Linked DNA regions of Homo sapiens: region 1 is linked to region 2. A link is a loop called in an ENCODE intact Hi-C map of the cell type or tissue named here. Cell type or tissue: heart right ventricle. All regions are shown on one strand. Links, peaks and the distances in the headings refer to the core of each region. The heading gives the core; the rest is flanking DNA. Region 1 has its middle 55 kb from the start of ALX4. Region 2 has its middle 110 kb from the start of CD82.

Evidence for each region. A loop is a pair of places that touch in the nucleus more often than their neighbours do. Peaks named below come from ENCODE experiments on the same cell type or tissue, not always from the same donor. Only the 100,000 strongest peaks of a DNase experiment are listed, where the experiment ranks them.
Region 1: it touches region 2 in a loop (2.0-fold over the local background); 1 of 110 quality-filtered maps calls a loop at or near these places.

The regions. Positions count from the first base shown.
Region 1 is chr11:44,357,015-44,372,481 of GRCh38, reverse strand. No RefSeq gene overlaps it. Among named protein-coding and RNA genes, the nearest start is that of ALX4, 55 kb to the right of the region's middle. RefSeq lists an enhancer at 7,024-7,523. In heart right ventricle, for the core only: no CTCF peak of the experiment used is centred there; no DNase peak of the experiment used is centred there; H3K27me3 peaks cover 2,778 bases.
Region 2 is chr11:44,443,589-44,459,055 of GRCh38, reverse strand. No RefSeq gene overlaps it. Among named protein-coding and RNA genes, the nearest start is that of CD82, 110 kb to the left of the region's middle. In heart right ventricle, for the core only: no CTCF peak of the experiment used is centred there; DNase peaks (open chromatin) are centred at 5,755 and 8,405; H3K27ac peaks cover 3,694 bases.

The DNA.
Region 1 (15,467 bases), core at 3,216-11,215, 86 kb after region 2:
TTCAGACAGCTAGATCATCTTTCTTCCAAGCACCAAAGCCCCTTAACTCTGGGGACTCTCTTCCTGTTCATCTCTGCAGGAATGAAAGAGTTGAGTACATCTCAGAGGTGAGGGAGGCTGAGGCCTGGGCACAGGACCGGAGTTGATTTTAGAAGTCAGGGGCTCAGTAAGGAAGGAGATTAATCTTTGAGCTATCATCTAATCTTCCCCAAGACCTTTCCTCTCCAATACAACTATAATTCCTGTTCTGGTCACCTGGCCTATCCCAAGCCTAGTAGGTCCAGGAAGTGCAGGGACACCAAACCCTGTGGTCTACAGGGCCCTAGGGTGCTGAGGCCATGGCTCTTCTCCCCTTTGGTGCCCACTCACCTTTCTTCTCAAGGTCTCCTGCTGTTGCACATCCACAAAGAAACCTCTGACCAAAGAAACAAGTTTCCAGTATGTCCTTTGGCCTGTAACAGCCCTGAAAAAGTCTCCTGGAACACCAGGGTGGGGCTAGTCCTTAAAAATATTTTTAGAAGAGCAAGCTAACCTCTGAGGAGCTTGGGAGGCATGGAGGGGGCCAGGAGACTGGTAGCACCTTTGGGATCGGGGTCATCGGCCTGAATCAGTTGGACCCCCACATGCTCCTTCCCCTTACCTGGTGTTGCCAGATAAAGTACAAGAAGTTTGAATTACAGCTGAATAACAAGTAAGTTTTTACTATAAGCGTGTCCCACATATTGTGTGAGACATAGTTATCCAGTACCGAAAAATTATTGATTATCTGAAATTCAAATTTAATTGGGCATCCTGTATTTTTATTTGCTAAATCTCACAACCCTACCCTGACCCCCATAGGTAACAGTCAATTCTGAGAGGCCCCACACAGACCACCTCCTGCCAACACCACTCCAGAGGCCAGGGAACATCTCTGCCCTCTGTCCCTGGGGCAACCCTCCATGAGCAAAGCTCCTGGAGCTCATCTCCCGTCCCCCTTTGTCTATCCATGCAAGGATTATCAATAATTCACTCAGTCCCAGGACATGGGCATTTATTATCCCCCTTGTATTTGTCTGTTTTCATGCTGCTATTAAAAATACCCAAGACTGGGTAATTTATAAAGAAAAGAGGTTTAATTGACTCACAGTTCCACATGGCTTGGGAGGCCTCAGGAAACTTACAGTCATGGCAGAAGGCACCTCTTCACAGGGAAGCAGGAGAAAGAATGAGTGGTGAGCGAAGGGGGAAGTCCCTTACAAAACCATCAGATCTTGTGAGAACTCACTCAGTATTATGAGAACAGCCTGGGGAGACCACCCCTATGATGTAATCACCTCCCACCAGGTCCCTCCCCCAACATGTGGGAATTACAATTCAGATTACAATTCAAGATGAGATTTGGGTGGGGACACAGAGCTGGGCCATATCACCCCTTTTATAGATGAGAAAACTGAGGGTCTACAAAGTTAACTAAGTTGTCCCAATTACAAAGGAAAAGGCAGAGTCAGAATCCTCTCAGGGACACTGAGCCCAGACCTGCCCATTACATCACGGCTGCCTGAGATCATGGCTAAGACCTTGGCCACACCCACCCTAACCCCATCATAATCATCATAGACACTTCAGCCCCAACAAGAGACTCCCAGTGTCCTCTGCAGGCCTGTGGCATGATGGGAAGCACACTGGACCATGGCTAAGGACACTGGGCTGAAGCAGACTTTGCCTCTTAGCACTAGGGTGATACTGAACCAGTCACTTCCTAAGGTGGGCAGCTGTGGTTCATTCTGCAGGATCCATGTCTATTAGGGCATCTGCCACTCCATCCCACAGCTCCTAGGGAACAATCTCAGTGCCCTGCTTGTCCCCTGATGACAGAGGTAGGCACACAATCCATGCCTACAAATTGTGGAACCCCACCCCACCCCACCCCCATCCATAGTAAATGGACTACGAATTGGAGATGCAACCCAGGCAGGGAAGGTCAGTGTGCTTTCACGCCTTTGCTATATGGATGCTGGAAGAGATAGAGTGTCTCCTCCTTAGGATCCCAAGATGGCAGCACCACGTATGTCTTAGGCTTCCAGTGGGTGTCTTTCCCACTGTGGAGAAAGAAAGACTGCCTGAAAGAAAGCCACAGAGAAAAGCAGAGTCAGAGGTAGAGAGAGACAAAGACACAGAACCGCTGGATCTAGCCATGCCTGAAGCCATTGACACTTGGAATTCTCAATTACAGGAGCCAATATATTTTCCTTTTTGCTTAAGCCAGTTTTCATTAGGTTTCTGCCACTTGCAACCAAGAGGGAATACCTCCCTGCTCTCAGCCAAACAAGGGGTCTGGACTCTGGTATGGCCCAAGTTCTCTCCTTCCTAGCAGCTGCCACCTCCTCATCCCCTGCAGAAGAATCTCCAACGATTGACTGTCTGAGCCTTCTGAGCCTCCAATCCTCCAGGCTCCCTTCCAGCTCAGACCTCAGACTGCATAGCTCTTGTACAGAGTCCCAGCCTCCCAGATTTCTAGACTCCTTCCCATGCACCTCCTGGTCATGGCGATGATGGGGCAAGGTAAGCAGGGCAATGGCTGTGTGGGTTTCTGTCAAGCCCAGGCCTTAGAAAATCTAAACCAGGGGCAAGATATTCCTCCAACTGCTTTAAGGGACACTTTCTTTTAAATAGACTTGTGAAACCTTCGTTTTCAAAATACCAGCACGTCATTTAATTTTTTACTTCTCCAAATGTGAATATTGTCAAAAGATGGGCTTTTTAGTTCATTGTTTTAGTTCAGCTGCTTCTTTTCCCCAGCATGGAGTTATTCTGAAAGCCAAGTGTTGAGGTAGATTGGGGGATGGGGGATGAAGGCGAAGAAGAGAGGTGCTCCAGGAAGAAAGGGGGAGCAGGCCCACAGGCCCACTTGATACAGTAATCAGGGGCATAGCCACATGGAAATGCTTTCATCAGCCAGAACTCAGCTCCTGCCATGCCAGACACAGTGGTTGCCTGCCTGGCAGCCTTTTCTCCTCCTCCTTCCTGGCAGGGCCCCATTTTTTGGGGGGGAATATCTACCTCCTCTCCCCTACCAGTCAAAGGATGGTCCCATTGCCAGTTCCAAGGGTGTCTCCCTTACTAAGCCAACCACCGTAGGTCCCATTCCCCTGTCTGGGACTGGTTTAGACATGGGTCTGTGATATAATTCTGTCCAAGAAGATTAATGAGAAACCTGCTGGGGCTCTCAGGAAGAGTTTCTTCATTGATTTACAAAAGGCATGATATACAGGGAAGAGACCCCCCTCTTATTCACTGGCCAGCGTCATGTCTGCCTATGGTGCCTGGAACTGCTATGGTCACTTGGCCACCATGAGGGGGACTCATCTGCACGAGAACCTGACCCTCAGAGCATGCACAACTCACACATTCCACTGCAAGCACCACCCTACCCCAGGGCCTTTGCACCTGCAATTCCCTCTGCCAAGAACACTTTCCCTCAGCTCTCACCTGGCTCACCCCTTCACTTCATTAAGGTCTCTGCTCAAATATCAGCTCCTCAGATAGACTCCTCTGACTTCTCTCCCCTCTGCCATTCTATTCTCTTGCTTTGTTATTCATAGCTTTTAATTGACATTGTGTTATATATTTAAATTACATACACATGCATTGTGTATAATATACACATACACTGTGTCTATATAATATATCATAAACACTTATATATGAGTACATATTAAACAGACTGAGTATCCCCTATCTGAAATAGTTGAGACCAGAGGTGTTGCAGATTTCAGGGTTTTTTGTTTTTTTTTTTTTTTTTCAGATTTTGGAATATTCACATTACATAATGAGATATCTGAAGGATGGGACCCAAGTCTAAAGACAAAATTTATTTATGATTTATGTGCACCTCATGTACACAGCCTGAATGTAATTTCATTTTTGCTTTGGGGACCCAGAATAAACCGTGTTCTGCACCTGCGTTTTCACTGTGACCCATCAAGTGAGACTGTGTGTAAAATTTACCGTTTGTGGCATCATGTTGGCGCTCAAAAAGTTTCAGAATTTGAAGCATTTTGGATTTTCATATTAGGCATTCTCGCCCTATGTATCATGTATATATGCCATACATATAATATACATGATATATATACAGCGTGTGTGTATGCGTCTATTTAATCATCTTTCACACAATAATGTAAGCGCCACCAAGGCAAGGACTTGGTTTTTTTCCCCACTGTAACCCCAGAGCCTAAGAGCATGCTTGGTACAGAGAAAGGTGCCTAGCAATATCTGATGGAAGGGAGGCAGAAAGGCAGGAGGCCTGTGTACTTGAGGACAGCATGAAGCCTCTAAATTAGGCAGTCCTCAGGACTTCTTGTTTCTGGTGATAATACATATTCCTTATTAAATAAGTTTAAGCAGGTCAGTGTGGGGTTTTGGTCTCTAGCCACCGAAAACTCCCTATTTTGTGTATCTGTGCCATTCCCTGTGCCTCGGATGCCCTTCCCTGACAAGTCTCCCTGCTGTTCCCCTCTCCATCCAAGCTTGGCTGCAATTCTGCTCCCTCTCCAGGGTGCTTGAGAACGAAGGTTTTGCATCAGCAAAATCAGGGTCAAATCCCAGTTCTGCCATTCGCCAGGTGACAGGGACCTTTGGCAAGTTCCTTAGTTCCTCTGAGCTTTAGTCCCCTAGACTGTAAGATGGGAATTGCAGTGAAAGTGCCCACCTTGTGATATGCATTCAGCAAGATAATAGAAGGGTTTCAGAGACAGGAGGAGTTGGGTAACAGGCCTGGCTTTGTCACTTTCAGACAATCTGTCTGCATCCAAGCTCCTCCTCCGTCATATGGAGACAACAATTGGTGCTGACTTAAATGAATTAATGAGATGACATGTATGAATTGCTTAGTACAGTGCTGAATAAGATATTAGGTGTGTGGGCCTGATGCAGTGGCTCATGCCTGTAATCCCAACACTCTGGGAGGCTGAAGCAGGCAGATCATTTGAGCCCAGGAGTTTGGGACCAGCCTGGGCAATATAGGGTAACCCCCATCTCTACAAAAAAAATTTTTTTAATTAGCCAGGCATGGTGGCATGTGCCTCTAGTCCCAGCTACCAGAGAGCTGAGGTGGGAGGATTACCTGAGCTGGGAATATGAGGCTACAGTGACCGTGATCACGCCACTGCACTCCAGCCTAGGCAACAGAGAAACTCTGTCTCAAAAAAACAAAAAAAAAAAAGATATTAGGTGTGTGTAGGTATACCCATAAACATTCCCTTTCAAGGATGCAGGGGCCTCAAGACCCAGCCTCTGTACTGAAGAGGCCACAGGGGATGGGGCTAAAGAGACAGGAAAGACCCAGTTTCTGTGGGGCAGGCAAAGGTGTCTGGGTATGCTTGAACAGGTTGACTTCTGACTCTCCCCAGGCAGGGTCAGCCTCTTCCACCCTGGAAGCAGTTTGCACTGGGCCAGTGTCTTACCTAGGTGGGAGGCCCACAAGCCCCCGTGGCACTGACCTTGTGAATTTCAGTCCCAGGTCAGTCCCCTCCACTGCTCACCGGAAGCAGCAGAGGCCACTCGCTCATCTCTCCGCTAGGCTGTTTTTAAACTGAAGCCATTAGGCTTGCTAATCGCCTGTAATCACCTTGTTTGAATTAGCATGGCAAGTGCTTCCGACTAAACGGTCTGTTATTCCAAATAACCCTCATTGGTTTTAATTATGTACCCTGGAATGCACGGCCTCCCAGCCCTCTGCTTTATTAGGGAGGGGTCCTGTAAACCACAGGATGGGGCGTGGTTCCTGACCTCCCCTCTACAGGCCCCATAATAAGGAGAAGCAGGAGAAGGTCTTTTGCCCGTCCAGACCCTCCCTTAGGTCTATTTTTAAACCCAACACAGGATGGAAGAGATGACCCCAGTGCCCCTCTGCTGCCCCCATTCTTGGGTTCCATCTGCTTCCAGCAACCAACAGAGCTGTGGCCCAGAGACTGGCAGAAAGCCCCCAGTCCCTTTCTGTTTGACTTTGGAATATGCCATCCCATTCTTTTGATCCAGACTGGATTTCCTCATTCTGTTTGGCTTTGGAATATGCTATCCCATTCTTTTGATCCAGACTGGATTTCCTCATTCTGTTTGGCTTATCCAGTTATTATTTTTAACATCACCCGAATTTACAGTTGAAGAAACAGACGTAGAGAGGTGGTGGCTAGCTCCAGGGCATGTCAGAGAGCAGAGTTTCTCGAACTCAATGTGCACACCAAGCCTGGGGATCTTGGCAAAATGCAGATTTAGATTCGCTGGGGCTGGGGTGGAGCCTGGGAGTCCTTGTTTCTAACCAGCTCCCAGGTCTGAGGACTGACCACACTTTGAGTAACAGGTTGCTATGGCACTGGCTGCAGGGAAGGAGGCTAACATGATCACCTCCTCCCCTGGCCAGGCGCCGTGCTAGGCTCTTTACAATTCTTATTCCTGTTTCATACCTGGCCAATACCACACACCATCCTGGAAGTAGGAATATTTATCCCCACTCCCTTACCTGAGAGGTGCACGGGGAGGTTTTCAGACTCAGCCAGTGACAGGGGAAGGTCGGGAGCTCATGGCTCACCCAGCAGCCCCTGAGGTTGGGAGTGTGGGCATGGATGGGGTAGGGGACAAGGAAGAAAGCCCCGTTTCCTAAGAGACGCCGGCTGCTGAGGGCAGACCTGAACCCAGAATCCAGAGCTTTCCTGGCCTCCCGACCCTATGTCCTATGCCCCATCCACACTGTGAATTCTTGGCCGAGGTCCCTGTTTTACCCAGGGCTCAGCCCTGAAGAAGCAGGTACGGGAAGAAGAAAGCATTTATTTATTTATTTATTAAACAGATATGTCTTGAGCCCAGGGCCTGGCACACGGGAGGCCTTCAGCAAATGCTTGTTGATTAAAGAAAGGAGTAGGGAAGCTCCTCCTATGTCCAGGATCCATGGAAGATGCTGGAAATGCAATGGTGAGCGAAGCAGACACTGTGCCTACCCCCGTGGGGTCTATAGTCTGGGGAAAGTTGAGCAGAGTACAGGGGCTTGAACTGAGGGCAGACTCTGTCCAGGCTCTGGGACCTTGCCTTACAGGCCTTATCCCATTAAATCCTCATAACCACCAAGTAAAGTGGATGTTGGTCCTTATAATGAAAAATACTGAGAGTCAGAGACGGTGAGTCACTTGCTCAAGATCACACAGGTGCTGGTTAAATGACAGAGCCAGAGTTTGCAGCTGGGCTCTGAATCCACAGCCTACCCCTCGATGCAGCCATCAGAACCAGGCTGGGGATGGGGGAAAGAATTCCAAAGTCTTCCAGGTGGAGCCGCCACAAAGGAATGGTTTTATTTAATGGCATGGGAGTGGGAGGGAGGGGGCGTTTTCCCTGTCCCCACCCTGACACCACGGTGAACCTTGAACTGCTAAATTGAGTGAGATGGAGCAGGGCAAAAGGTGAAGGGAGCCTGCTTGCAGCCCACGGGGCTGGGGAAATGAGCTAATTAGGACCTTTCAGCGGTGCCGGCCCACAGCTGGGCAGCCCAGCTGGTTCTGGGTGGACAGAGTCCTCCCTGGCCCTGAGTTCAGAGGGTGAGCCCTGCCTTACAAGCAGGATGGTTTCATCCCTGCTTGTCTGCTCCACTAAGCCCTCAGGTGCCACAGCCAGGAAAAGGAGCCAGACCCATACAACCCTGTGGAGAGACAGCTCACTGTTACCTTGGGGATGGTGGCTTCCAGGCCGTGTCTGGCAGGGAGACTTATGTCTTCCAACTTCCTGGTTTTATTTTGGCCTTGGCCTTGTGGTGTCCATGAATTCACTGGCCTGGACTGTGAGTGCCAGGACTCAGGAATGAGTCTGCCCAGTTCACCACTGACTCCCCAGTACTCAGCACCCAGCACCCAGGATAGGGCCTGGTACCACACTGGTGCTCCATAAATATTTTTTGAATGAATTAAGAAAGAAACCAGCTGTGTAAATTACAAAGGTGTATACTGGCCTTTTCTGGCCAGTGTGGGAGTGATTTGGGCTTGATTTTATTTTGCTTTGACAGGATTCATTCAAGTCACACTTGCTGATCACTAACTCTGTACTGGGCACTGGGAATTCGGAGCTTCAGTGAGCTGCCAGGGAGCTGAGTCCAATGAACAAGATTCATAATTATTTCTAGATATCTAAGTCTATGATACAGCCTGTGCTCACAATTATTTTTAGATATCTAAGCCTGTAATAGTCAAAAAAAATGTTTCTCAGAGGAGGTGGCATTGGAGCACATCCTGAAAGGAGGAGCGAGGGTAATTGAGTGGGGAAGAGGGGTTGGCCACCAAATGCCAAGTCATCTGCAGGAGTGGGAACATAGGATTCTGTACGTTGCAGTCATGAGAAGCCATCCCTGCATGGCTCAAACATTCATAAGTTGAGCATAAAATCCCTGCCCCACGGCCTCTGTTGCCAATCCTAGATACAGGGCTCTCAGGGAGGCAAGGAGAGCTCTAATCTAATTCAGAAGAGGGACCCAGGGGAAATGGAAGCTAAAGTTTATTGAGTACCTAGGCAGGCCCTGGATAAGTAGTGGGAGTGAAAACAGACAAGGTCTTGGCTCTCTGGGAGTTTCTAATGGGGAAGAGTGATGTCAAACACTCACACAAGACACAATAGACATAAACAGGGTGGGAGCTGTGAGGACAAGACACAAACTATATCACAGTGGAGCTCACTCAATCGGCAAAGTGGGTGTAAAGAGCAGGAAAGATTTGTAGAATAGCTGATGCCTAAGCTTTTCACATTTACTTCCTTGTCAAGCACTCAGCATAGTGCCTAGCCTAGTAAAGCTCAACGAATGGTAGCAAATACAATGTTACTATGAATTCACTTCATCTAAACCATCACGCTGCAAGGAAGGTACCAAGATGATCCCCATTTTACAGATGAGGAAACTAAAGACCAGAGGTGCCAAGTCACTTGCCCAGGGTTCCAATGTGGCTGTGGGAAGAAGCTGGGATTTGAACCCAGGCAGGTCTGGCCAGCTCTTCACAACCCACACTGCCTCCTGTTTCCCCAAACCTAATTTGGGAAGATGGGGGTGGGAGTCTTCAGTCTCCCTTATGGAAAACTGAATCCATTTATCAACAAATCCCTCAATTCTTTAAACAAAGTAATGCATGAGAAAGCATCTGGCACAGGCCAAGCTCATGGTGCCCAACAAATTCCACTGTCAAAACTCTCAGGACCAGAGCGGCCTTAAAGAGAAAGTGACTCAATAAAGATTAATCTGGTCATCTCTTGAAACACTTTTTATTTTTCTAAGGGAGTTTCTATTAAACAGACGGATAAGAACACAGGTTAAAGTCAAAATATGTGTTCATAGTCGTTTTAATCATTACTGCTATTGTTTGCAAACCCATGTAAGTCTCTGTGTGATAAAGACCTGGGGACACAGACATGGAGAAGAGTCAGGTTCTCAAGGAAGTCACACCCTCAGCTAAGGAGACAAAACAGAAACGTCTGGATGGCTGGAAAGTTAAGTAATAATATCAAGCAAGAAGGGACAATTTGATCAAAAGACATCACTCCCTTAATTGTAAAGGGACTGGTTCAGACCAGTGAATTTAAGGCTGTAGCCATCATGGCGGGGCAGAGGGTAGAGAAAGGTTTCCCATGGAAGGAGGAACATTGCTAGGTCTTGAAACATGGGGAAAATCTGATTAGACAGGGATGGGGGCTGGGTTGGAGCAACCATCCTGTTGGTTTCCGTCGTTCTTGAAATAAATATCTTTGGCATGTAGAGCAGCCCGCATCGGCTCTCTGAAGAACAAGACAGCATTTTATTAAGGAAAAAAAAATCCAATTTGGGGTCAGTGGACAGAAGAGAAGAGAAGGGTAGGAAGAGAACACACTCTGTCATCCCTAGTGAAGGCTGAAACTGCTTGCCCACGCAGAAAATGACATGTCCGGACACTGGAGAAAGTGGCCCCACCAGCAGGAAGCATGAGTGGCCCCTTGCCTGACCATGGGAAGATTTTTCAATTTTCCTAATGTTCTCCAGGAGGCCTGGTCTTACAGAGAAGAAATGCCAAAACTGGCCAAGAAAATAGAAAGTAGGAGTTTTCTGCTTAGAACAGCTCGAAAAACCTAGAAGTGGAGGAGTGGTGCGGCTCCTCGTGGGACGTGTTGATCACGCTCTGTCTTGTAGGAATGGCTCAGAGTGTGGCGGTGATCGTGGCTGGAGCCCCCTGCCTTCTGTGGCCCACCCCATCCCCCAACCCCCAGGTCCAGGTCGCCAGGTCCCCCACTTCAAGGTCGTTAGCTCAAGCTCTTGTCTCAACCTCCCGCATCAGGTGAGAAGCTAGCCAGGTTGAAAGAGCCCTGCCTGGCAGGCTCCCCTGCCGCTCTGAGACCCACCGCTGACGTGGGACAGGGAGCTGAGAGCTGGCCATCTGCCCTGCCTGTCCCATCTCTGTAGCAATCAGCCCCAACAAGGCAGCGAGCCGGCCGACAGGGCGGCATTTAAGTCAAACTCTCGCATATCAGTTTTGATTTCAACTGGAATCGCCTCCCTCGGCTGGATTTCAAAAGGCAGCGTTACTAATGAGAAACACACAAGTTCTTGAAATGAAGTTAACGTCTTTTAAAAAAGAAGGGGCGGGGGTTGCTTTTCTTTGCTTTGGCTCTGTTGATATATATTAGAACCACATTGTCCAAGGGCAAAAAAAAAAAACAAAAAAAAAAACAGACGTTCTGCTTCTGAACAGAAGTACTACGGGAGTCCTTGTACTTTGGAAGATGCAGAGAGGCTGGTGTCCTGGCCTGTCGTATCTCTCGACTTGGAGAGAATTTTTGTTTGTGTTTTTGTTTTTTTAGGGTGCTGGGAATTTGCAACTTCAATTTAAAACAGGAAAAAGGAGAGGAGGATATAGAGTATCTAAAGTGGGCAAAAATGAACGCCAATGAACAGTTAGTATTTTTTTTTAAGAGCTTGTTTGTTTTGGAGAGAAGTGGGACATAGAGACCCAAGGACGGGCTTAGGTTTATAGTCTGCTCCATCCCCTTCCACTTCCCAGCTCTGTGTGCCTGAGCAAGTCGCTTCGCCCTACATGACTCTGTCGCCTCTGTTTTTCTGCTGAGAAAACCATGAAACACCTCCCCACTACGGGGCCGCTGGGAGGACTGGAGGTTCCCATGAAGATGTGCCAAGTGTGCGTGACACTCAGTCCCTGCTCAGAAAATGGCACTTGGATTGGGGCATCCTTGCCATCTGGGAGCTGTTAGATCCAGAGAGCTCTGCAGGGCCTGGTTCTTTCAGGACACTTCTTTCTGGTGTTCCCTGAAGCCCACTAGAGATGTGTTCGCTCCTATAAGAATGTTCTCATTTCAGAGCTGACAGGAGGAAAGGACAGGGGCACTTCATGCTCTGCTCCATCATAACCGGAGCTGGACAAGATTTGAGAGGGAGAGGGATCTCTTGCCTCTTGAGAAGCCTGAAGCAGGGAGGCTATCCCTGAATATTCCAGAGGTGGTTCCTCCCAGGGCCTCTGCCTGTGGCTACCCCCTGTCCATCCACTAACTGCCTCATCCTCAGGTTTCTTCCAGAAAGGACCATGGACCCCTGGAACACTCTCCAGGTCTTGCTTGGGCAGTACCTTTCCTCTCCAGGCTTTGGTTTACCCATCTGTGCCAAAAGGCGATTGGATAAGGTCACTCCCGAAGCTCCCTTTCAGAGCTGATGGTTCACCAGTCTGTGAAGGGCTGAGACTCCCTCCAGCCTGGGAAAGGCTTTCAAATGCCCAAGATGGGGATTTTCCGAGGCTGGACATCCCCATTCAAGGCCCTGCAGCCTTTAGCATCTTCAACAACTTTCCAAACCCCTAGAAACACTGATGTAGGCAGGAGATGGGTGACTTGGTCCCCATCCTGGTGGGGATGAAAGATGCATTTGCCTGCATAGCCAACCATCGCTTCACTCCTGAGGAAAACCAAGCTTCCCAAGGGATGATGTATGTTCCATGTATCCCAAAACACACGGCAGGGGCCCCATTCCCCTTTGGAGGGATGAAAGTCAATCATGATGGAATCCGGCTTGGAAGAGGAAACAGGGGTCCCAGCATGATCAGGGCCTGTTCTTGGATCCACATGTCTTTGATCTATTCCCTTAGCTTCCCTGCAGCCTTAGTTCTAAGAAATAAGACCTTTGCCTTTTGCAAAAGCTTCCTGAGGACAAATCACCATTGTGCTTCATCCCTGTCCTCTGCCTCTCCATGCTCCAGGCTAGGGCTCTCTCCCGAGGTATCTGGGCCTTTTGGGGTTTTCCTGGCATCTAGAAGGAAGTAGTGAGGGACATCAAAAATTACATAGGATTTCCTCCCCTAGGAGCAAAAATCTGGTTCCAACCCTGATTCTTTCTCAGCCAAGTAGCTTCAGGCCTTAACCTTTCTGAGCCTCAGTTTCCCCAGCTGTGAAGTGGGGATGCCTACCTGACAGGGCTGTGGTGGGGACAGGCTCTGTGCTTAGCTTTCTCTGATTAGAAGGGGCCCTTATTCCGACGCCTGTCAGATATTGTGCACTCTTTGCAAGTCTAGAAATTGTCTAGTGGCAAAGTCAGGAGGCAAGTGAGGAGTTGCCCCCAGAAACCCATCCGAGCCTTCCCACCTTGGCAGTTCCTCCATTTCAGAGGCTGGGCGCAGCATGTGCCATCTCTGAGTCAAGCTGGAATCCTGTGCCCAAATGCAGCCTGGAGGAAGCAGGAGGGAGGGGGCGAGATCTCTGCAAAGCACGGACAGGGCAGCCCAGCCCGTCAAGAGTTTCTGGCCCCAGGACATCACAGTTGCCCCATCCCAGGTGTCTCTTCAGAGTTGGGGGGTTTCTGGGGTTCAGCAGCCCCAAAGAGAGTGAAGTCAGCTGGGGCCGACAAAGTGCCTTCTCAGCAGGCCTGGCCCCTCTGCATCTGGGGGACTTGTTTTCAGCCAAAGCCAGACCCTGACCCAACAAGCCCCAAACCCTTTCAGTCACCTTGAACGAGGAATGTTTTTTTCATTAACATCCTACTCCTCTGCTCCCCTTCTCCGCCCCCCAAAGAGGCCCCCAAGCTTGAGCTTCCTCTCCCTGTCTCTGCAACCTCCTAATATCCCCAGGCAGCTGGAAGGCGAAGGCAGTGATCTCAGCTGACAGCCATGTGCGCAGCCCCCGCCGCCCACCCCGACCCCTCAGCTAGCAAGCTGTTTTCCTTCCCTTTGCCCACGATGGAGAGAGCTCCGCGCCCAGGACTTCTCCCTTGTGAGGTCTCCGGGAGCTTCCAGCCCAGAGACAAGGCCCGACTCAAAAAAAGGTAACAACTCTTTTACTTGCCAGATGTGCTCTAGGACACTGTCTCCTTTAATCATCCTTGTCCCTATTTGACAGATGAGAAAACTGAGGCATCTTGTTGGGACTCTTCTCCCTGAATGCAGCCCTTTCCCAGTGGAGGCGGGGCTGGCAGTGGGCTCTCTGAGCAGGCCCTTGGCTACTCCTACGGGGTCCAGGTGCCTTCGCTGCACTGCACGCAGGCCCCTCTCCCCAGCTCTTCCGAGGCTGTGCTGATCCAGCACTTCACCCGCCTCTGCTCACCACCTGTGTCTTCCCCATTCTTTCCTTTAAAAACGCTGACTGTAGTTGACAAGAGAAACTTTACTCTGGAGGAAACTGATAGGCCTGCAGCCTAAGGAGTCATAAGAGGAGCACATTTTACATTAAAAAGTAAAAAGAAAGATGGAGATACTTTGGCTTTAGAGTCATTTATACCTTGGTTCAAATTCCAGCTCTACCACTTACCGGCTGTGCAACCCTCAATAAGTCACCCCTCTGAATGCTGATTTCCTCTCCTGTGAAGCAGGAATATTAGAAAAAGTATCTACATCCAAGGTTTGGGGGAGAGTTAATGGAGAATCGTAAGTGCTCAGGAATTGTCAGCTATGATGATGAAGGAGAAGGAAAAGGATGGAGACGAAGAGCAGGAAGTTTTTAAGGCTCTTGATACTTGTTGCAATGTGCAATCGACTACACTAAGTTGCCCCAAATTGCCTTCCCACCAATAGGAATGAGAGAAGTAGCAAGGCATGATGGCTACACTAGCCCCTAGCCACACATAGCTATTTACATTACAATTAAATAAAATTGTAAATTCAGTTTCTCAGTTGTACTAGCCACATCTCAAGTGCTCACCAGCCACGTGTGGCTGGTGGCTTCACTATTGGACAGCATAGCTAAGTCCTAAAGCTCCGGACAAGAGCCTGGGTTCCAGAGACAGGCTGCCTACATTCAGATCTTGCTTTGCCACTTTCTAGCCATGTGACTCTGGGCAAATTAGTTTCCACCTGCCCCAGTTTCTCCATCTGCAAAATGGGGATAATAGTAGTAATACATACCTCCTAGAGTTGTTATAAAGATTAAATGAACTAATATTTGTAAAGCATTCACACAGCACTTTGCATATCATAAGAACTATTAAATAAATGAAAACAGCTTATAAATTATGGAAGTTGGCATTCCATGTCCCCGTGTATAAATGTCAGGAAAGGTCACCCCTCCCCACCACACACACCTCAGTACCTATCGTATTCCAGATTCCATACCAAGTGAGTCACCATGTGTAATAGCTTCTTTAATTTTAATGCTTGTACATCATTTAAATGAAAAATTGACTCAAGGAAAAGAACAGAGAAATGTATCAGAAGCCAGAGACCTGAAAAATACGGCAACTGAACATTAGATCTTACCCAGAGCTTCCTGGTGGCCAAGGTAAAAAAGGGAAAACATGGCAGATGGTTTTATTCTTGTCTGATGATCAAATCAGCTCCTGTGCTTTCTGTTACCCACAATCTGATCAAAAAAGGAAATCTTGAGATATAGGTACATCGATGTAGATTTTTTTTAGTCTATGATTAGCCCTCTATTCAGGGAAATTCCTAAGTTTCTAAACTCCTAAACACTTGTTGCAAATTGCAATCAACTACATGAAGTTGCCCCAAATTGCCTTCCTGCTATTAGGAATGGAGAGAAAAGTAGCAGAACATGGTGATTAGAGCTACACCACCCAAGACAGTATAGCTAGACCTGGGCCCAGCCACTCCCTGCAGGGTCTCTTTAACTGAAAGATGCAAATCTCACTGGCGTGAGGTTCTGTATCCCCATATCCTCTGCCCTAAAGAGTGTTGGTCTGTTCTAATGCCTCAAAGAGTCCCAGTAACTTCTGAAGTATTTCCATCTGACCCTGACCCTAATCTCCCAAGCAACTCCCCACCCTTTATTTTTTTAAGACAAGAGTCTTGCTCTGTCACTCAGGCTGGAGTGCAATGGTGTGATCTCCACTCACTGCAACCTCTGCCTCCCAAGTTCAAGCAATTCTTTTGCCTCAGCCTCCTGAGTAGCTGGGACTGCAGGCACATGCCAGCAAGCCTGGCTAATTTTTTTTTTTTTTTTAAGTAGAGACAGGAGTTTCACCACATTGGCCAGCCTAGTTT
Region 2 (15,467 bases), core at 3,830-11,829:
CTCATCTCTGAGAGCCCTGGCTGTGCCCTGCTCAGTTGGCAATTGAATATGTCCACCCTATTCTCTGGTTGTTCTTGTGTACAAACTGAGCTTCTCCAAAGACAGTATGACCTCCTGGAGGGCAGAGCCCCTTTTTTCTTCTCTTGTCTCCATCAAAATTCCTAGCAGAGGGTCAGTTTTACACCAACTCTTTGGTAAATGCTTCTGGCCTAATTAACTAATGAACTGGCAGCATCTTCCATACTGAACTACCTCCCTCCACCTAAGAGGAAGCAGAGAATTTTAAACTAAGGAGCTGAAGCAAACAGAAAAACTTGAACATTCCAGCTCATCAAGATCATCTCTGAATTCCCAGCATTTTGGATGAGTAAGTTGGTAGGTGGGTGTCACAGTGTCCTCTGTGATCAAAGGGGCTGCTGCAGGAGTTCTACCTCTTGAAGAAGTGTATTTCTGGGGAGGCTTTGGAAGTTGACTCCAGGGGTGAATTTGGGTAGATTCCAAGGCCCTGGAAAAACTCAGTGTCCGTGGTTACAGGATAACGGTCTACCATATTGAGTCCTCCTCTGTTTCTCTGGAGAAGCGGCCATAACCCTGGCCTCTCTCTCTAGATGATGCCACTGGCATGAAGAGAAAGGAGAAGGGACAGCAGGCCAGGACTCTAGCCTGTAATTAGCCCTCTGAGCCACTCAGTTTTTCACAGGGTGTTTCTCTTGTGATTTTCAGTGTATTTTCATCTTTTTAGCCTCTTCCCTCAGCTTCTTTGTGGCGGTGTTTGCAAATGGTCAGCACAATGATATAAGCCCAGCTTGTCCAAGAAGAGCCCTTCCTTGGTCTTGGCTCCTCTGCCCACTCCCCTGGGTGACCCATTGCCCAGCTGGCCCCTGCCTGGGGCTGGGGAGACAAAGACCCCCTCTTTGGATCAGGACATGACCTGTGCTCACTGGAGCTTTTACCAATCTCTGCAATTCCTGCCTTTATCAGATTAGCTTTAATTAGACAAATGAAAATCACATGGAGCATAGAGGGGAGGAAGCCCTGGGCTTTCAGGGGTGTCTTTCAACAGAAGGATGGGGGCAGGGTGGCCATTAGGAAAGGAGAGGGACAGTGGGTGGAGATCCCCATGCACAGATGTGGGTGCATGCAAGTGCCTTCAATGAAGAAAAGTCTGGGCATCTACCCAGAAAGGCAAAGGTGCCATCATCAACTTGGAAGGGACCTTGGGACCGCCTATCAAGAAGGGCCTTTTGAGGGTCACAGACCAGACCCCTTTGGGACTCTGCTGAATACAGTAAGCCATAGATGTAATTTTTAAATTTTTTATGTAGTCACATTAACAATTTTTAAAGAAACTAATTTATTTTAATAATAATAAATTCTAATAATAAACTTTAACATATTTTATTTAACCTAATATATCCAAAATATTATCATTGCAACATATAACCAATATGAAAATAATTCATGAGATAGCTTACATTCTTTTTTCCACACTAAGTTTTCAACATCTGCTATGTATTTTACTCCTACAGCCCATCTCAATTTGGACTAGCCACATTTCAAGTGCTCTATAGCCTCCGGCTGCCACACTTTGGGTAAATAGCTGTTCTGGTTTGTCCAGGACAATCTTGGTTTTAGCACGGACAGTCCCATGTCCCAGGAAACCCCTTAGTCCCAGGTAAACTGAGATGGTTGGTTGCTCTGACTTGGTTAGCACAGCCCTAGACCTTCTCCCCAGAAAAATGCACAGACATTTGACTTACAATTTCCGGAGGTTTAGTGCTCTTTCTTGATTCTTCTTTGGGGAATGTGAGATCTGATGTTACAGGCTCCCATTCTACAGATAGAGAAGGCATAACCCAGAATGGACTTGCATAGGGCCACATGGTGACTTTGCAATTAGAACTGTGACCAGACCCGGGCATCCTGACTTCACGATGTTCAGTGCCAGCCACCAGGGGCGCCTGGTAGAGCACGATGCCTGTCCATGGTTCCGGAGTGTTAGCAGTGTTAAATAGAGTGGGGCTGTTGCCCTGCAGCTGTGTGGTTCCTAGGATAAGTAGGTGCCCTCTCCGCCACACAACAGGGCAGTAAGCCGTCCGTCCCAGACAGGCAGCAGAGGTGACACCAGGGACAGTGTTAGCCAAAGTGGGCACACACCACTCCTGGCATGTGAGATGGTTTCGTGTTTCACGACTTTGACTCCCAGAGTGACAAAGCTGCATTCTTTTCAGAATTCTCTTTCTATCCTTCTGATTTGTCAAAGAGAAAGTCTTGGTGTGGGGTTAGGATCTCTGACATCAGTACTTGCCAGTTCCTCTTTTCAACAGAGGGAGACCCAGGCTTAGGCTAGGAGAAGGCAACCATGTGTTCTTAGGATTTTCTTTTTTACTTTTTATTTTTAAATAATTACAGATTCACAAGAAGTTGCCTTGTGTATATATTCTTCACCCAATTTCTCCCAGTTCTGAAAGAACTATAGTGTAACATTAAAACCACAAAACTGACATTAGTACAATGTGTGTGTATAGTTTTATGCCTATTTATTTATTTATTGAGACAGGTTCTTGCTCTGTTGCTTGGGCTGGAGTGCAATGGCATGATCCTAGCTCACTACAGCCTCGACCTTCTAGGCTCAGGTGATCCTCCTGCCTCAGCCTCTTGAGTAGCTGAGACTACAGGTATGAGCTACCACACTCAGCCACTTTATGCCATTTTATCAGGTGTAGATTCTTGTACCACCACCACCACCATCTGCCTGCCTTTTAATAACATTATTTTATTTCCCGTCTGTTAATTTTTTCTTCTTTATTCTCTTCATGCAATTGAAACTGTTTTTTTCATTTATAGTAATGATATAACATTTCCCTTTAAATAAATTTCCTGAAGTAGAAAGAAAAAACGTAAGCAGAGTTGAGGAGCTTTATTAAATATTAGTGATACAGTGATATAGATAGAGGAATTTTATTACATATTAGTGATATCGATGATATAGATTAGTGATATAGATGATACCCAGGTATGACAAAGTTGTGAAAATATCATGTAAGGGCCAGGCATGGTGGCCCTGTAATCCCAGCACTTTGGGAGGCTGAGGGAGGCGGATCGCCTGAGGTCAGGAGTTTGAGACCAGCCTGGCCAACATGGAGAAACCCTGTCTCTAGTGGAAATACAAAATTTGTCGGGCGTGGTGGTGCATGCCTGTAATCCCAGCTACTAGGGAGGCTGAGGCAGGAGAATTGCTTGAACCTGGGAAGCGGAGGTTGCAATGAGCCAAGATCACACCATTGCACTCCAGCCTGGGCAACAAGAGCGAAACTCCATCAAAAAAAAAGAAAGAAAGAAAGAAAGAAAATGTCGTGTAAATAACAACTATATGGAATAATTATGATGTCCCAGGCACTGTTTAAGTGTTTCGTGCTTCATATATACTATTTCAGTTAATCCTCCCAACAACCTTTGGGTTAAGTCTTATTACTATTATCTGCACTTTACAATGAGGAAAGCAATACTTTTTTTTTTTTTTTTGAGACAGAGTCTTGCTCTATTGCCCAGTTTGGAGTACAGTGGCACAATCTCGGCTTACTACAATCTCTGCCTCCCGGGCTCAAGAAATTCTTGTGCCTCAGCCTCCTGAGTAGCTGGAACTACAGGTGTGGGCCACCATGCCTGGCTACTTTTTTTCTGTATTTTTAGTAGAGATGGGTTTTTGCCATGTTGGCCAGGCTGGTCTTGAACTCCTGACCTCAGGTGATCTGCCCACCTCAACCTTCGAAAGTGTTGGGATTACAGGTGTCAGCCACCGTGCCCAGCCAAGCAAGACATTTTTAAAGTCTAGAAGCATCAACCTAGATTTTTTTTCTACACACACCACACATACACACACACACACACACACACACACACACACACAAAAACATGTGGTTCACAAACATGTGGGCGTATCATACATATCATTTAGCAACCTCTTATCCAGATCTGACTTTGAAAATCCTAAACCAGGATTCCATGGTCTGTGTTGTCATTTAGGGGGCCATAAGATTATGGTAAAGCAAGGGTGTCCAGACCCCCATGGCTTGTCCTCTCAAACTCTGCTCAGACAGGGAGGTGCTGCTGAGATCCGTCCATCCTGGCGTGGAGCCACAGCAGGCACCCTCAGTGAGGGAGAGCAGACAGAAATGCCTGGCAAAGGCCCTTGGTCTGGAGCCCAGGGCCCAGCGTCTCCCCAGGATCTACTCTCTGTCTTTTAATAGCCTGCATGCTAATGGATAACAAGGTCATCCTGCATCATTCTCGAAACCCTGATGGCATCAAAAAGTGCTAGAGCTGGAAAGGACCACAGACACTCTGCATTTGACAGAGGAGGACACCATGGCAGAGAGGGAAGGGGCAGGGTCCAAGGCCACCCCACAGGTGAAGGGGGGTCAGACCCCACCCACCCGTGGCAAAGGGCAGCCCGGCCTAAGATCTAGGCCTGATTTCTGCAAATGTTTGTTGAGTGAGTAAATGCATAATCTACCATCCTGACTGTCCTGTCACTTCCCTGACATTATTCTCTGCTTCTCCCTGGCGTGGATATAAAATATTGGCCTGCCTCAAAGGCTCTGAATCAATGCACATCCCTCGAGACACCTTCAGAGATTCTGAATCAGGAGGTTTTTGGAGAGGAGTCAGGAGTTTGAATTGTAAACAATGCTTCCCCTCTTCCCCGCCCTACTGGAGCTCCTGGGTGCAAAGTGATGCCAGTGTAGATGCCCAGGGTGGGTGATTTGACCACTGTTTCCCTCTGTAGCTTCCTCCTCTACCAGGCTGCAGAATGCTCCCAGCTGACAGTCCTGGCATTGTTCAGAAACCTGTGGGCCCTGCCCCTCCCTTTGGACCATTTACCCAAAGCAGAGAGCGGTGGGGTGAGCTAACAGGAGGCCTGGCTCCCCTCCGACACTCACCCTCAACACCCACCAGGCTTAGCCTGGGAGAGCCGATGAGTGTCTATTACCATAGCAGGCCCCATAAAAAGGATTATAGGCTGTTGCTGAGTTTACAAGCCTGTTCTCGTAAAGCTGCCAGACTTGGGGTGGCCACAGCCCCTCTGGAAGGAGGATGAAAAGGAATGTTCCCTCTGCCGGATGCAAACACCCATTGCTTTCATGGGAACCATAGTGGCCTGGTTGAAAGAGCACTGGACCATGAATCAGAAGACCTGGATCAAATGGAAAGACAGCAGCTCACAGCTGAGCTGCCATCAGCTGGACCCTAGCCCTCTCCAAACCACTACTTTCCCATCTGTGAAGTGGGTGCTGCACTAACCTCTCAAAAGTGGTCGTGCACAGGACTCCAGCTAAACCTTCGATGTTGTGAAACTGTCACAGGGCCCGCATCAGAGGATATGACTTTGAATAGTGAGGGAGTCTCTCTGCTCATGGGGAAATAGGACTCTCTTCAGCAAAGTTGGAAAAGAGAGGTATGCTCATGGTCCCTTTTTCCATCACCAGTCCGGTGCCTGGGGCTAAAGATGTGGCCTCACAGACAGAGGGCAGCAGGGGAGGACAGAGATCTGGGCCAGCCCCAAGAGACCCCCCAGGCCTCTCTGGCATCTGGCCAGGCTGGCTTCCTAGCAGCCCTCACCATGTTCAGGCCTGGTTTGTGTCTGGCAAGAAGCCCCAGGCTAAGCCAGTCTGTGCCCGCTTGACACTTGATCTCAGGGCTCTTTCCCCTGTCGGCCTCCAAACCTGGATTGTCTGTGTCAGGCCCTTCTGAATTGATCAAACCCAGAGCCCTGGAGCCTGTGGACAGTCTGTAAAATGTGAGGCACGACTGGGTGTTTCTCAAGAGCACTTCCTCCATCAGTAGACGAGGCAGCCCCAGAGGTGGGGAAGGGACAGCCGCTGCTCCCCATAGAGTTTCAGGAACATTTCCAGTGAATGTGTCTGGACAGGGGTTTTGAATCTTGTCGGCAAAAGACCAGAGAAGCAGTCTGCTGTTTGTGCCCACAAGGGAGTGGCCATAGGGACCCGGGTGTAGGTAGGGCCATGGTTCTGTGGCCCAGGTCATACTGTTGTCATTTAAAGCTAATGATAATGATAAATAGCAACAAACAGGCGCAGGGCTCACACCATGCTGAGCACTCTGCTCTCATTCTTGTCCCCACCCATTATGGCTATTATTGCTCTGCCCTCTTTACAGAGGAGGAAACTGAGGCTCAGACAGGCCCGCTGACCTGCCCAAGGGTATATTGTTGGGAAGTGGGAGAGCCAGAACTCAAACCTAGCTCTGGGGACTCTTAAGAAAATGCTCCCTCTTCCCCAGTGGGGAAGCATGTCCCCAGTGGGAGGCAGGGGAGGGAGAAAGATTGAAATCCTTTTCTTGTTTTTTCACTCATGTGGCAATTTCTGTTTCTAGCATGTGTGTCCCCCATCTGCCTTCCCCCGAAGCTTCTCCCTACCCCTTGACCCCCACTCAGGACTTCTATGGGCACAACCTGGGCAAAATCAATCATATGCAAACTTAAAAAAGTAATAGAGACTAATTGTTTTTAGGAAATATAAACAAAAATAATCGCTTTCAAGAACATGTTGCTTCGTGTGCCCTTGGGCAAATGACTTCACCGCTCTGAGACTCTCAGGTTGTCTCTCTGCAAAATGAGGATAATAATGTCTCCTATCTCACAGGGTCACACTGTGGCAGCCCAGTGGCTGACACTTAGTAAATGCTCAATAATAGTGAGTTCTTGCTGTTAGTAGTAACAGTGCGGAGAAGGTGAGTAGATGGAGATACCAGAAGCACCTAGGGGAAACATAGGGCATTTCCATGGTGATAATGTTATGGAATCTTACTTCTGTGAGAACTACCCAAAGTCTGGTGACCCAGGTAGTGGGGGCTGGGGTTCAATATCCCTCTATGGGAGGTGGGCTTGCAGGAGGAGCCAGGCCCCATAAAGGAGGCTGGGGTCAGGCAGGGCCCCACATCAGAGGGAGCCAAGGGGAGGAGCAGGTGTACAGGCAGTGGGGGTATCACAACCAGAGCCCAAGTTGTAACAACTGGGGCTTCTTCCGTCTTTCTCCACCCCGTACTGATGTCCAGACCCTACTCAGGGGCAGCTCAGGGGCAGTCCTGCTTGTCTCCAGGGGCCACAGGCTGATGGGGCTGAAGCTCCCAGAAGGCCATGTAGCTATCCAGGGTTGGCCAGAAGCTGCAGAGGCTGCAGGATGAAGGGAAGCTGGGATGGGGACTCAGGGAGGCCAGAGCCTGCTCCCCGTGGAGGGGTTCAAGGTTGTGCTTTCCCATACTTCAAACTTCCATTACTGTTGCCTTCTTCCAGGGTTGGTCAGAGGCTGTGCCTGTGATGGGCCTAGCCCAGGTGCCCTGTACTTCATGTTGTGCTGAAGTGACTCATGAAATCTGATTGTTATATTTTCAGAAATTTCATGAGCCAGTTGTTAAACACAGCCATTACTAAAAATCAAATTATATAAACTTGCAAGTAAATAAATCATATTAAAAAGCAAAGGTAACCATCAAAACTTATCATTTCCTAAGTATTGTAGTCCATTTTTACTGTTCTGTCTGCTCATGAAGCTATTTCCATCTATGGTATCTGTATAGAAACACTGTACAGTCATGTACCCTGCACACCTCTTCTCAACTCTGCAGTCAGTCACATGTTTTGTTTGTTTGTGTTTGTTTGTTTGTTTTTGACACAGAGTCTTGCTCTGTCACCCAGGCTGGAGTGCAATGGCGTGATCTCGGCCCACTGCATCCTCCATCTCCTGGGTTCAAGTGATTCTCCTGCCCCAGCCTCCCAAGTAGCTGGGATTACAGGCGCTTGCCACCATGCTCAGCTAATTTTTGTATTTTTAGTAGAGACAGGGTTTCACTATGTTGGCCAGGCTGCATCATCTTTTAAAGACATTTTTTTTGTTAGTGATATCATCTTGGTAGCTTGAAATTTGGTCAGAGGGCAGTATTTACACCATGGAAATCAGCAAACGCTGCAAATCAGGCCCACTCCCTTTCTGGATCTGATCGTTAAACACTTAGGAGCACAACACTGCCACACAGAAGCCAGGATGCAGGAGCCAGAATGAAGGGGAGCTGGGATGGGGACTTACGGAGGCCAGAGTCCACCCCCAATGGAAGGGTTCAAGGCTGTGCTTCCCTGGTAGGATTTACTTCGACCCCAGAACGCCAGGGTTTATTTTAGAACATTAGAAGAGTCCTAAATTGATCATGACCCATTGTTTCCCCAGCAGCCGGAAGGCCCCACCCCCCATTGTCCACCACCCATCCCAGCTCCTCAGAGGCTCCTGCAAGACGGGAGTGGGAGGAACCTTGAGGTCAGAGCCTTGGATGGCTGCCTTGTGTGCTGGTGGCTTCTATTGTGAGCACCCGAGGATCTTGGGGCTTCCTCATGCCTGGGCCTCAGAACCCACTGGGGACCAGCCTGTTTATGGTAAATGATGCCTGTTCACTTTGATTCCTGTTTCAGACCTCGGGGCCACTACTGTGTCTCCACAAATTAAAGGCTGCTTGTGTTTGGGGGATTAAGCAATCCTGTGGAGCCCTGGGAACATCGGAGCCTTCCATGAGGGTAATCAACTGGGCCTCCCAGATGCAGCCGTGGGGCACGCCCATGTCCACACCAAGGCCAAACCCCTGGCTGGTGTTACAGGACCCTGGGGACCAGATGACACCACGTCTGCTCTACAAGCACACATGGTTTAGAAAGAAAAAAAAAAACCCACAAACTTCCAACACTGTTGCCTTTTTTTTTTTTTTTTGAGACGGAGTCTCGCTCTGTCGCCCAGGCTGGAGTGGTGGCACGATCTCAGCTCACTGCAAGCTCCGCCTCCCGGGTTCACACCATTCTCCTACCTCAGCCTCCCGAGTAGCTGGGACTACAGGCGCCCGCCACCACGCCCGGCTAATTTTTTGTATTTTTAGTAGAGATGGGGTTTCACCGTGTTAGCCAGGATGGTCTCCATCTCCTGACCTCGTGATCTGCCCACCTCGGCCTCCCACAGTGCTGGGATTACAGGCGTGAGCCACCGCGCCCGGCCCTGCCTTTTTCCTTCTCCAACTTCTGGGTCTTTGAGATGCTATTCCTCCTGCCTGGGAGGTGCCCCGCACCCCCACACCACCAATTATATACATCCCATACTGAGATGCGTATAATCTTCAGTTTTAAAGGCCCAACTCAAATTCCATGAGCCCAGGAGTAAGAATAATGACATTCAATGTGTGCCTCATCTCAGGGTTTACAAAGTACTTTCTTCCCCTGCTTTATTTTCTTGCATATGTCCATTCAACAAATCCACAGTGGCCGGGTGCAGTGGCTCATGCCTGTAATCCCAGCACTTTGGGACGCCAAGGTGGGTGGATCACCTGAGGTCAAGAGTTTGAGACCAGCCTGGCCAACGTGGCAGAACTCCATCTCTACTAAAAATACAAAAATTAGCCAGGCATGGTGGCGCACGCCTGTAATCCCAGCTACTTGGGAGACTGAGGCAGGAGAATTGCTTGAACCCAGGAGGTGGAGGTTGCAGTGAGCCAAGATCACACTATTGCACTCCACTCTGGGTGACAAGAGCAAAACTCTGTCTCAAAAAACAAACAAAAAACCAAATCTATAGCAAGTCCCCAGTCTTCACTGTGTTCTAGGCCCCGGCGTGGTGGAGCTCATCCCCTGGGGAGATGTTCAAGACCCACAGGGCCCAAAGCAGCAGCATTTTCATTTCACAAATCAACAAACGGAGGCTCAGAAAAGTAAAGTAACTTGCTGCCAAGTGGCTCAGCTGGAGTAGGGGGAGTCAGAAACATTTCTGTCTTCCTGACTCCGTCCCTGATCCCAGCTAATTTATCTAGTCCTTTATCCTGTGACAATAAGAAAGATTGAACTGGGAAGAAAAAGATAACTGGTGCAGAGGTGCCAAGCTCTATGGGACTTTGAGGGTGCCAGGTGAGTGTCTAGAAAGGGTCTTCGGGTAGCTTGCTGTGGAAGTGTGATCTAAGTCTCTCCACTAGCTCAAGAGCTCTTTAGCAGAGACCAACATCACTGCTTAAGATTTGGTGGCATCAGCTCAGAGTTTCTTTGCCAGTTTCATTCTAGATACATCCCACCCCTCCCTCCCAGCCTCTGTCACTCTCTTGTGTTACAGAGATTCATGGGAAGGACTTGACATCCTGGTTGCTCCCTGGAGGCGGCAGCCCTGACCTATCATTGCAACCTGTGGAAGCCCAGCCTGAGCTCAGCACATTTAGGAACTCTAAAACATGAATGTAAAAAATAAGTGAGCATCCTCTCCCTCCATACGAAAGCATTCGGGGCTGCCTCTGTCAGATGGAGGGCTCCTGGAGTCTCCTCCTAGGGTCTGCAAGGCCTCAGGGCTGGCCGTGAATTTGCATGGGAAAGAGTGTTTTTGCTATTATGATTCCACTGTAAAGGGAGCACAGAGCTCTGCCTTAGGGGAAACCTCCCCTCTCAGATGGTCACGTCCCTCCCAGGAAGTGCAGGGTGAAGGGCCTTCCAGTTCTGTAACACCCATCAGTGGGCATAGCCCATGCAGAAAGGACTGACCTCTTCCACCACCAGAAGACATAAAGGGAAACTGAGGCCCAGAGAAGGAATGCCACTTAACATGCACTGCCTCTCTCTCTGAGCCAAGCACACCTTTATGCTGTTTAATCTGAACAATGTCCCTCGAAGGTGGGCTTTATCATCACCCTCTGTTTCATAGGTATGCTGACTTGCCCAAGGCCCTCCAGGTAAGAGATGGCAGAGCCAGGGTACATATCTGAGTTGGCCCTCCCAATTCCCACACCATGTCACTTCCCCTGAAATGGGAATGGTAACCCCTATCATTCCTATCCTGCCATGGGCTCACCGGGAAGATTCAACTAAGATGGTATCACAAGCCTTTTAACTCAGCCTGGCACGAGAGATGCTGTGTAAGGAGCCCTTCTTTCAAAGGGAGGCAGCATCAAGGAGTCCTCCTTAGTTTCAAATCAATGTCCAGATCCTTATGACCACTGAGTGCTTTGCTTTTCAAAAGTTTGAGTGAGATGTAACATACATAAAGTCTACAAGTCTTAAGTATGCAGTGCAATGAATTTTCACATATGAATACCTTGCTATATGTACACTTTAGATTAAGAAATAGAACATTTTCTGTACCCCAGAAGGTTCTCTTCTACTTCTTGCAATCAATCCTCTCCCAAAAGCAACCACCGAGAAGCTTTTAAAATATATATAATTATATATATTCATTCCCATTTTTCAGCTTAAAAAACTGAGGCTCTCTGGAACTGAGGACTATGAAGGCACCAGTTGCTGCTGTAACAGGAGGTCCCTGGACTTGTTGCCAGTAGGTGGGGGTTGCACAGGGAGCCACCCAGACTCTTCTGCCTGGGTGAACATGCTCCAGACACCTCCTTTGGGTCAGGGCAGTGACCAATGTGGACAGAACCCAACCCCTGGCCCACAGAGGCTATCCTCTGAGCTCCCTCCTGAGGCCACAGTGGTTTGAGGCAGGGCTACTCTGCCCAGAGAACCTTAGCCACACGCAGCTCCCTGCTCCCTGGCTCTGAAGGGTCTCACCTTCCCTGTTTCCCATCAGCCCTTCAGCATCCATGAAATATTAGGAAAATGGGCTGAGTATTAGGTAATGACTGTCCAATTTATTCTGACAGCAAGAGCCAGAGGGAGGAAATTGACATTGGTGATTTTACTTAGGACCTGACAACTTTAATTAATCTTCACTCCTTTTCCAGGGAGCAGGGGGCCTCTGACAGCTGTGCAGAGCTCAGGCGGAGGCCTCGTGTGTGCTGACTGCTCCTCAGCTGTGTGGACGAGGCAGGCAATGTGGGGAGCCCTGGAGAGCCCAGCGTGGCCCCCATTCAAGCCACAAGCTTGTCTGAGTTTCTCTAGCCATCCAGCTAAGGCCAGCCCGCATGTCCTCCTTTGCTTCCCCAAGGAAGGCAGAGGATGCCAGAAAGCTTCTACCCACTTCTCAGACGGAAACGCTGAGGTTTAAAGAGGCGCCTCCTTTCCACCCAAGCCTATTGTGAATCAGTCCCACAGTGGTCTAGCAACCCAAGCGGCACCACAGCTCAGCGGCAAAGATGGCCACAACCTCTGAGCAGCCCTTGAAACCCAACCAGAAACCCTACCCCAGGGCTTCTGCTGAGAGGGCACCAGGCGTTCCAGAATCTGCCAGGCTGATAGAAAAAAGAGGCCCAGACCCAGAGAGGAAGGGGGTCTCACTGGCCTGCACTGCCACCCCAGCTGCCCCCAGTGGAAGTCCTCACCCCATCAATCAGCCCCTCTTCGCAGGCACAGACATCTCCAGGGGGGACTCTCTGAATGCCAAAAATCCTTCAAGGCTCCAGATAAGGACGGGTGCTGGTGAAAATAGACCATCAGGGACCCCCCATGTGCAGTCACATGCCTCAATGACTTAGCAAACCAGCTCCGGCACTACCTCCAGTGTGTGGCTTTGAGCTGGTAGAAGATTCTGGTAATGGGCCAGGGATGACAACAATAGCATCCACATTACCATAACAACCAACACTGAGTGTTCACCACGTGTTGAGCCCATTACCTAGCATACAAACGTGATCACATTCGGGGTCCTCTGGCACCTCTCTGGAGGGTGCACCATCATTTCCCCTATTCTCAGAAGAAGCAGTCGAGGTTCCGTGAGGGTAAGTGAGTTTGCCAAGATCACTGCTAAATGGCAGAACTGGAATTCAAGGCCAGTTCTATCTGTGTCCTCAGCTGACCATTCCACCACGTGGCCCCAGGGAAGTGCCCTGGCTTGCTCTGACAGCCCCACTAGATACAATCTAGTCTCACGCCTTGGGCCTTGGTTCGTTCATCCCTGCTCTGACAAATAGAATCCTGGGGATCCCAGGGCAGGTGACACAAAGTCAGCCATACTCTCAAGCACCCTGCTGCCTGAACAAGCAGGTAGCCCCTTCTCTAACTCCAGGAGGCTGGCCAGAAGCCGCTACATACCTGTATAATTAGGAAAGTCCTCCAGGGTGTGTGACTCATCCTCCAGCTATGTGGGGTGCACAAAGGGAGGTTGAGGGGCAGAACACTCCTGCCAGGTCCACGCTAATTTCAGGTGCTCTCCAAAGCCTCTTATGATTCCCAGGCTTGGGGCAGATCCAGGGGAAGACAAACTAATTGGATTCATGCTGCACATATCCCCTCCCTGTTGGGCCCCTTCACTGGTCTTATGAGCCTCAGTGTCCCCCCGATGAAATGTGGACATTTGCATCCACCACATAAGGATGTCTTACGGTTCTAATGACAAGGAGGATGCTTCGTCCTGTGCACTCCATATATGCATGATCAGCTCTACCAACAAAACGCAAACTTCCTTCTTTCTTTCCTCCCTTCCCTCCCTCCCTCCCTCCCTCTCCTGCCTGCCTTCCTTCCTTCCTCCCTCCCTCCCTCCCTTTCTCTCTCTTTCTCTCTTTCTCCCTTCTCCCTTTCTTTGCTTTCTTTCCTTTCTTTCTTTCCTTCTTTTTGAGACAGCTATTACTGTGTCACCCAGGCTGCAGTGCAGTAGTGTGATCACAGCTCACTGAAGCCTTGACCTCCTGGCCTTAAGGGATCCTCCCACATCAGCGTCTTGGGTAGCTGGGAGTACAGGTGTACTCCACCATGCCCAGCTAATTTTTTTTTTGCTTTTTTTAGAGATGGGGTCCCACTATGTTGCTCAGGCTGGTCTCAAACTCCTGGGCTCAAGTGATCCTGCTGCCTCAGCCTCCCAAGCACTGGGATTACAGGCATGAGCCACCATGCCTGTAATAAACAATATTTCTATTAATAACGTTAAATAGAGAGGTTTCTCCATGGAAGGAAAATGACACAGGCTTTGGAGGCCAGCAACACTGTTTTGCATTCAAACCATGCACCTCACTGTCTGGGAGTTTCTCAGGCTCTAGCCTCAGTTTCCTCATCTGTAAAATGGGCTTAATAATCTCTCCCTTGCAGGAGTGTTCTGATTCAATGAATTAATAAAATATATGTAACATATATGTAAAAATACATATAAAATATATGTATAAAAATACATATAAAATATATGTATAAAATACGTATAAAATATGTATAAAAATACATATAAAATATATGTAATATTTTTAAACAGAATAATATATTCTGATGAAATAGCATCTGCAAGGTGCCTTGGAACATTGCCTTGGTCAGTAACTAACACTACCTTTTCTCACCTAGTGCTTTATCTTTGACCATTTGTTTCAAAGATGAAGAGACGGAAGTTCAGAAGTTTCAATGGTTTGTCGCAGGTCACACAGCTGGTGAATGGCAGAGCCAGGATTGGAACCCAGGGCTCGGGCTTCCCTGCCTCACGTGAGGAAGATGCTAGAGGACTGGAGGCACCTAGCTGGAGTCCTTCCTCCATGGAAGCAGAAAGAAGCTGAGGCCGTCACTTTTTCCTTAGGGCCTGGGCCTGCAGCCTCTTGGCTGCGACCCCGGGGCCTCTTCCCATTCCACCTCTGCCTCTCCACCTAGGCAGGGCCCTGGCATCCTGTGAAGTGGGCCAGCGTCAGCCCTGGTGCCACGTGAAAGGTCCCACACTACTCGGGGAAACGGCTTCACACTCAGAGACACCCTTCCCACAGAAATATGTCAGAAAGTCAGTTTAATCCTGTCTGCTCTGCATTCCCACAGCTAGTGCCTACCTCCCGCCTCGTGGGCTGCAGTCTGCGCCCTCCCAGTGGCTCGGGAGGCGGAGGGCCATTCCAGGATTTTCCATGGGTTCATTTCTGGCAAAAAGAGGCCTCACCTCCCCACCTCCCCGCCTCCCACGGCTGCCTCTCAGGCACCCATGGCACGGGGGAAGTGACAGGGAGCCTCCACTGTCCTCATCTTTCACATGGGCCTATGGGAGCAGCCAGTCAGAATCCGGGATTGGGAACAGTGAACGTGCCTCGCTCCTGAGTCCCATGCCATCCACACCATATCGTCTCCTTCAACTGCAGCTGCTCCGTAATGGAATCCTGCTGCTTAAGACGCCCTCTACAGCTAATATCGCCAGGTGTTAAGGACTACCAGCACACAACAGAGGCTTTCTTCCCCATACAATCAGAAGAATTGGCAGAGCAAAGCTGCAGAGAGAGTCAGCCACCACCCTGGGCATGCCGTACCGGGAAGATACACGGGAAGTTTTTTCATTCATTAAGACCTCAAGAGCAATGCTCCAAAGTTAAATTGCTCTGGGCAGACACAAGTGAGATCTCAGGGCTTTTACACAAGGTAAATGTCCCAGGGATACCCAGAGAGGGAAAGAAGCAGAAATAATAGCAACAGTTGTCATTTATTGGGCACTTACTCTGCTCAGCTCTTGATAATTCATCACCTTGTTTAATTAGCTCCACAACAATTTGACAGACGAGGAAACTGAAGTTTGGCTTCTTAAGCCCAGGGGATATCACTCCCA